Linked DNA regions of Mus musculus: region 1 is linked to region 2. Evidence: chromatin loops called from intact Hi-C (ENCODE). Cell type or tissue: gastrocnemius. All regions are shown on one strand.

The links. Hi-C counts contacts between places; a loop is a spot of excess contacts. Peaks named below come from ENCODE experiments on the same cell type or tissue, not always from the same donor. Only the 100,000 strongest peaks of a DNase experiment are listed, where the experiment ranks them.
Region 1: it touches region 2 in a loop (2.8-fold over the local background); 7 of 42 quality-filtered maps call a loop at or near these places.

What each region holds. Positions count from the first base shown.
Region 1 is chr9:7,895,619-7,899,618 of GRCm38, reverse strand. No RefSeq gene overlaps it. Among named protein-coding and RNA genes, the nearest start is that of Birc3, 24 kb to the right of the region's middle. In gastrocnemius, a CTCF peak has its summit at 1,881 (motif pointing right); a DNase peak (open chromatin) is centred at 1,883.
Region 2 is chr9:7,834,178-7,838,177 of GRCm38, reverse strand. Birc2 (baculoviral IAP repeat-containing 2) reads left to right here and starts at 1,121. Exons shown (of 8, transcript NM_007465.3): 1 at 1,121-1,188; 2 at 2,799-4,000. The coding sequence starts at 3,700. In gastrocnemius, no CTCF peak of the experiment used is centred here; DNase peaks (open chromatin) are centred at 305, 1,066 and 1,635; H3K4me3 peaks cover 2,604 bases; H3K27ac peaks cover 2,571 bases.

The DNA.
Region 1 (4,000 bases), 61 kb before region 2:
TAGGGTCTCACTGTGTAGTTGTTGTTACCTAGAACTTGTAGCAGTCCTCCCTCTACCTCTTGAATACTGAGACAACAGGTGTATGCACCACCCCAGGAGAATATCTCTTCATTGACAGGGCTACATCATGTAGCAGTCATTTCTGAGTGCTTTCTCAACAAACAACTGTTAATCTTTAAATTAATATGAAAATCAACCTTAGAGACATATATGCTTGAGTTTTCCTGATGGTTTTGTTCTCCAGAAAGACATGCCTGTCTGTACATGCAAGCGCCCATGGAGGCCAGAAGAGGCTGTTGGATCCCCTGTTTGGTGCTAGGAACTCAACTGGGGTCATTTGCAAGAGCAGCCAGTGGTTTTCTTTTTTTTTTTTTTTTTTTCTTTTTCTTTCTTTCTTTTTTTTTTTTTTTTTTTTTTTTTTTTTGGTTTTTTAAGACAGGGTTTCTCTGTATAGCCCTGGCTGTCCTGGAACTCACTTTGTAGACCAGGCTGGCCTCAAACTCAGAAATCCACCTGCCTCTGCCTCCCAAGTGCTAGGATTAAAGGCGTGCACCACCACCGCCCAGCCACAGCCAGTGTGCTTGAACACCGAGCCATTTCTCCAACCTTCTTCCCCTACTCCATTTTTCTACCAAAAAGGAATTGCAAAGGAATGTGGGGAGAGGGTAGAATAGCAAACACAATTTGTGCTTCTCTAAAATGTTCTAGATGGCTGAAGGCCTGGAGTTGCTCTGAAAAGCTGCCATTCTGTAGGCAGGACCTCAGAGGACATCTGCCTCAGTGGAGACCAAGGCAGTGCAAACAGGCTTTCTCCAGGTCCTGTATCTGCCTTACTGAGGTCCAGAAAGAGAGTACCTACACTATGTCTGGAGATTGTCCTGATGACACAAGTTCTAATCTACATTATCTGAGAGGTTCAATGCCTACCGGAGCACATTGCCTTTCCTTCCTTGTGCACCAGTGGTGTGTGACCTTCACCCTCTGAGAACTTAAAGCCCCATTTCTTCCTAGGCAGTATATTAACTTCAGGTACCTAGCCCTTGCCTATGAGTTTGATATTTTCTATGTCTTCCATGCCATGTACGCTAATAAATCTCTTTATCTTTTATCCTGCAAGTCTACTGCTGATTTATTTGAGTAGATTTAGGTTTTGTTTTGGGTGGGTGGGGATGAGGCAGGGTAGGGAGAATAGTGTAGCAGGGCTTCAGTCCAGGCTCTGTGCATCAATATGCAGGCACACTCACAAAGCATACACGTTGTCACGGGGTGATGGCATAGGCAATTATTGAACGTTCAGAAGGAAAGATTTTGAACTTTTGGTCTATTTTTGTTTTTGTAAAAAAACAAAACAAAACAAAACAAAAAAACCAAAAACTCTAAAATATCTCCAGAGGTTTATTTTATTTTTCCTTGTATTCAATGGCAAAAAGCCCATGAGCATTAAACAGAAGCTTGGAGGAGGGTGTTGGGGTGGCACAGATAACCATGCTTGGAGGGGCCTACAAGCTGTCTTTCTTCAGAACTGCTTAGTGAATATGGAACTAGTTTGGTTCGTGCTTTTAATGGTCACAGTTGGAGGCTGCGGTAGGATGGTTAGGCAGGTTCTAGGCTATCCTGGGGTGCACAATGAGATCCTTTCTCAGTGAGCAAACAAGCAAGCAAGAGCAAACCATGGGTCAGTATGTTATGTCTTTCAAATGTGATGCACTTGAACTAGGCCAGTTGTTGAAGGGTGGAATCACTGTGAGACGTTTGCTATGTCCCTGTGGGGTGGAAATCTCACTGTCTGTGGTTTGTTGTTTGCTATAAAACAGGACCAGACACAGGCTGTACAGGTATAAAGGATGGGTGGATGGGTAAAGTTCATCGCCACTAGATGGCAGTGCTCACTTGGGCCTGTGCATCCGGATCCACTCTTGTTTTGGTAGCCCAACCCAAACTCCTTAAACACTGTGAGAGACTAGATGTAGCTGAGTTGGTAGAGTGCACACCTAACTTCTGAAAAGCAGTGGGTCAGAGCCCTAACCCTGTATAATCAGGTATGGTCATACACAATTCTTTTATGGTTGTTTGTTTCTTTTTTCTTTTCTTTTTATTTATTTATTTTTAATTTTTTTTAGATATTTTCTTTTTTCTTTTTTTTATTTTTTAAATCACTACATATTTTTTATTGGATATTTTCTTTATTTACATTTCAAATGTTATCCCCTTTTCTGGTTTCCCCTCTGAAAAACACTCTCCCCTTCCCACCCTTCCCCTGCTCACCAACCCACCCACTCTTGATTTCTGGCCCTGGCATTCCCCATCATTGGGGCATACAGTCTTCATAGGACAAAGGGCCTCTCCTCCCATTGATGGCTGACTAGGCCATCCTCTGCTGCATATGCAGCTGGAGCCATGAGTCTCACCATGTGTGCTCTTTGGTTGGTTGTTTAGTCCCTGGGAGCTTTGTGGGTACTGGCTACTTCATATTGTTGTTCTTCCTATGGGGCTGCAAACCCCTTCATCTCCTTGGATACTTACTCTAGCTCCTTCATTGGGGATCCTATGTCAGTCCAATGGATGGCTGTGAGCATCTACCTCTGTATTTGTGAGGCACTGGCAGAGCCTCTTAGGAGAGCGCTATATCTGGCTCCTGTCAGCAAGCAGTTGTTGGCATCCACAACAGTGTCTGGGTTTGGTGATTGTAAATGGGATGGATCCCCAGGTGAGTCAGTCTCTAGATGGTCATTTCTTCAGTCTCTACCCCATACTTTTTCTCTGCAACTCCTTCCATGGGTATTTTGTTCCCCATTCTAAGAAGGAACAAAGTATCCACACTTTGGTCTTCCTTCCTCTTGAGTTTCATGTGTTTTGCAAATTGTATCTTGGGTATTCAAAGTTTCTGGGCTAATATCCACTTATCAGTGAGTGCATATCGTGTGTGTTCTTTTGTGATTGGGTTACCTCACTCAGGATGATATACACCAGATCCATCCATTTGCCTACCAATTTCATAAATTCATTGTTTTTAATAGCTGAGTAGTACTCCATTGTGTAAATGTACCACACTTTCTGTATCCATTCCTCTGTTGAGGGACATCTGGGTTCTTTCCAGCTTCTGGCTATTATCAATAAGGCTGCTCTGAACATAGTGGAGCACATGTCCTTATTACATGTAGGAACATCTTCTGGGTTTATGCCTAGGAGAGGTATTGCTGGGTCCTCAGGTAGTACTATGTCCAACTTTCTGAGAAACCACCAAACTGATTTCCAGAGTGGTTGTACCAGTTTGCAATCCCACCAGCAATGGAGGAGTGTTCCTCTTTTTCCACATCCTCACCAGTATCTGCTGTCACCCGAGTCTCTGATCTTAGCCATTCTGACTGGTGTGAGGCAGAATCTTAGGGTTGTTTTGATTTGCATTTCTCTGATGACTAAGGATGTTGAATATTTTTTCAGGAACTTCTCAGCCATTCAGTATTCCTCAGTTGAGAATTCTTTGTTTAGCTCTGTACTCCATTTTTTAATAGGTAATTTGTTTCTCAGGAGTCTAACTTCTTGAGTTCTTTGTATATATTAGATATTATCCCTCTATCAGATATAGGATTGGTAAAGATCCTTTCCCAATCTGTTGGTGACCTTTTTGTCTTCTTAACAGTGTCCTTTGCCTTACAGAAGCTTTGCAATTTTATGAGGTCCCATTTGTCGATTCTTGATCTTACAGCACCAGACATTGCTGTTCTGTTCAGGAATTTTCTCCCTGTGCCCGTATGTTCGAGGCTCTTCCCCACTTTCTCTTCTATAAGTTCCAGTGTCTCTGGTTTTATGTGAAGGTCCTTGATCTACTTGGACTTGACCTTTCTACAAGGAGATAAGAATGGGTCAATTTGCCTTCTTCTACATGCTAACCACCAGTTGAACCAGCACCATTTGTTGAAAATGCTGTCCTTTTTCCACTGGATGGTTTTAGCTCCTTTGTCAAAGATCAAGTGACCATAGGTGCGTGTATTCATTTCTG
Region 2 (4,000 bases):
CCTTCAAGTCTAAAGTAAATTAAACTGTAGAAACCTCACTGGTAGTAGCCTACATTTCTAATCAGCACACTGGAGGCTGAGGTAGGATGCTAAATCCTCGGCTAGTCTGGGCCCTACAATAAAATCCTTTCTTAAACAAACAAATAAAAAAACTGCAAAACTAACCATAACAAATCATCCAAGCCAAACAGGGCCGCGGGGGTGGGGGTGGGGACATCAGAAAGTCCTACCCTGAATGCTAATGATTTTGCAGCACTTTCGGTACGGGAAAGGCAGCAGAGGGTGGGGGGTGGGGAGACAGACTGCTAGTGAACAATGAAGTCAGGGTTATTTTTCCAGTTTTAAACGTATTCTTCTACAATCTCATCACAGATATATAGTGCGCTTTAATCATACTCTCTCCCATTATACTGTTAACCCTTCAATGCCTTCCTCCAAACTAGTCCGCAGCCTTTTCCTTACTTTTTAAATTTATGGCCTGATGCGCTTAATTTGGGTCGCCTGCAAGAGCACTTTTTAAAAAAAATAATAATTTAAAAATGCATAACTACCTCCTCGCCCCAACTGGGTTTGAATTTCTAGGATTCGAGGTGAGCGCCACCATGCCGGCCTGCCAGAGGAGCCCACTTGTCAAAAATGTTAAAGCCCATCTTACAAAAAAACCAAATTATATTTAATGTACACGCACACGCGTGCATTCCGCTTTACTCAGGCGTTTCGAGGCCAGCTCACGAGCCTGAGCCGCCTTACCTATGACGCCACGTTTGCCTTAGTGCCTGTCTAGGACCCTTGCAGGGTGAGGCCGGAAAATACAGGGAGCTAGGAGGCGCGGCTCAGGGCTGCCGCCATTAAAGGTGCACTGCAGGTTAAAACACATGGCATCAAAGTCCGGAACGCCCAGCGGAGGCAGTGGGGCAAGGACGGACGCTCGGGAAAGCCTAGCCTTATTCGTCCGAGTCCCAGCGGCCCGAACGTTTAGCTTCCAAAGCCCGAGCACGCAGGCGCGAGCGCAGGCGCAGGCGCGCGCGACTGGCCCACAGCCCCACCCCGTCCTCCACGCGTTCCAACTTGCGGTGCGCGTCTGCTGACGTCACCTCAACGGCCCGCTGGCCGCAGGGGCTTTTGGGAAGGCTGCGGATCAACAATCAGGCGCCTCTGCTTCCAGGGCGCCGGGGGCCTGACTCGGTGGTGAGTGCGGCTGCCTTCGTCAGGACGGGCGAGCGTGGCTCTCGACGGCTGGGCGGGCTAGCTGACTCCTCCTTCGGCCCGGAAGGCAGTTCTCAGGGCCGCCCGACCCCCGCTCCCTGCCTAAGTCCTTGGGCTTGGACTTGTATAACAGTTTTGCTTTCTTTTCCTTTCGGTTTATTTTTTCAGTCAACCCAGGCTAGTCTCGAATTTGCGGCAATCCTCCTGCCTCCAATCGTTCTAGGTGCTGGGATTACTGGTGTGCAGCACCTCGGCTGTCTCTTCAGATTTTCTGCAGGTTTTTAAGCTTTAAGCCCGCGGCATTTAATGCCTTTAAACTAAGTTGTGCGGCAGGGGGATGACGGTTGTCACATCAGTTACTACTTGTCCCCAGTAGTCGTGTGAGAGGTTTGGTTTAACTGGGAAAGGTGTTCTCCATTCTTGTCTCTCCAAGCTACGTGTCGCCCCCCTGCAGTGGGCGTAGAGCCGTGTCGGTTGGGTGCTTGCTGGCGTTGTAACAGCTAGTGTAGTTAGGCCACACGGGTAGTGGTAGCTTTGTTCAGGCCACTGCTTTACCGGCACTTGTACTTTTTTGGTTTTGAGATGTTACCTGTGGTGGTTAGGGAATGGTTGTCCTTCACGGATTCCGTTTATGAGCTCTTCCCGGTGCCTTTATCTTGGCTAATTTAGCCCTGGCTAGTTCAAATGTTCTGTCCGGCAGGAGCGTTTCATTCCGCATCTGTCTTCCAAGTGTTGAGATTAAAATTGCAAGTATACCTCGGGAATCCTCAGGAAATATTTATATTTTAATATAATAGAAAATATCGTATATATTATTTATTTTATATTGTATTATAACTTAACATATGTTTATGTGTATAAATATATTTTATATGTACTTATATCTGTATTATATATTTCAATTAAATGTTTTAATAGAATATAAAAGTATATATAATTTTTTTCTTGTGATTAAACTTAGGGTTCTTTACCTGCAAGGCAAGTGCTCTAACATGGAGCTATATCAGTAGCCTTACAGACTACCTTTCCACTATTTATGGTGCCTTTTGTCTCCAGTGAAGTGCATATCAAAATATCTTTAAATCAGAAAACGAAAAGAGCCTGGTGGTAGTGTGGTCCTAGCACTTGGAAGGCTGAAGCAAGAGAATTCCAAAAAGTTTTAAAACCAGCTTGGGTTATATTGACTTTCTAGCCAGCCTAGTCTACAGAATAAGACCCTGTCCCTTAAAAAAAAAAAAAGTTCATGAAGTATAGTACATTTTTTTCTAATAGTAAATAAATAATATATAAAAGGAACAAACTTGAAAATCGGGGGCCAGTTTTTGACAAATGGAAATGTCCATTGTTTTCAAAGTTTTAATTTTTAAACTATACTGAGCTATGCATTTTAAAGACAAGCATAACTAGTACTTTGAGAATGCTTTTGCAGTGGTGTGTTTTGATTTAGACCCTTTCTAAGTAGACTGGTTGGGTGAGGAACTGCTGTAGTCAAGATTTGTTATCTAGAGTGTGTCATTTTTAGACATTACTGAATAAATTGATGATGACAATTCTGTGTAATTAGTTTTCTAAAATATTTTTTTTTCTTTCAGATTGATAGTCCTCAAGAGTCTTCATGTTCTCTTATGTTTTTCTAGAAATCAGCCCACTCATGGACATCTGAACATTTCTATAAGACGCTGCGGTTTGCTTTGCAGTGTGTTCTTGTGTATGATTAGTTATATAAAATACGAAGTTTTCAAAAAGAAGGCTAGTGCAACAGAAAAGCTTTGCTAAAACAGATTCTTAGTTATTTGAGGTAACAAAAGAAAGCCATGTCTTGAATTGATTCGTTCTTAATTATAACAGACTTATAGTGGAAAGGGCCTTAAACACAGGCGGACTTTATAAAATGCAGTCTTAGGTTTATGTGCAAAATACTGTCTGTTGACCAGATGTATTCACATGATATATACAGAGTCAAGGTGGTGATATAGAAGATTTAACAGTGAGGGAGTTAACAGTCTGTGCTTTAAGCGCAGTTCCTTTACAGTGAATACTGTAGTCTTAATAGACCTGAGCTGACTGCTGCAGTTGATGTAACCCACTTTAGAGAATACTGTATGACATCTTCTCTAAGGAAAACCAGCTGCAGACTTCACTCAGTTCCTTTCATTTCATAGGAAAAGGAGTAGTTCAGATGTCATGTTTAAGTCCTTATAAGGGAAAAGAGCCTGAATATATGCCCTAGTACCTAGGCTTCATAACTAGTAATAAGAAGTTAGTTATGGGTAAATAGATCTCAGGTTACCCAGAAGAGTTCATGTGACCCCCAAAGAGTCCTAACTAGTGTCTTGGCAAGTGAGACAGATTTGTCCTGTGAGGGTGTCAATTCACCAGTCCAAGCAGAAGACAATGAATCTATCCAGTCAGGTGTCTGTGGTGGAGATCTAGTGTCAAGTGGTGAGAAACTTCATCTGGAAGTTTAAGCGGTCAGAAATACTATTACTACTCATGGACAAAACTGTCTCCCAGAGACTCGGCCAAGGTACCTTACACCAAAAACTTAAACGTATAATGGAGAAGAGCACAATCTTGTCAAATTGGACAAAGGAGAGCGAAGAAAAAATGAAGTTTGACTTTTCGTGTGAACTCTACCGAATGTCTACATATTCAGCTTTTCCCAGGGGAGTTCCTGTCTCAGAGAGGAGTCTGGCTCGTGCTGGCTTTTATTATACAGGTGTGAATGACAAAGTCAAGTGCTTCTGCTGTGGCCTGATGTTGGATAACTGGAAACAAGGGGACAGTCCTGTTG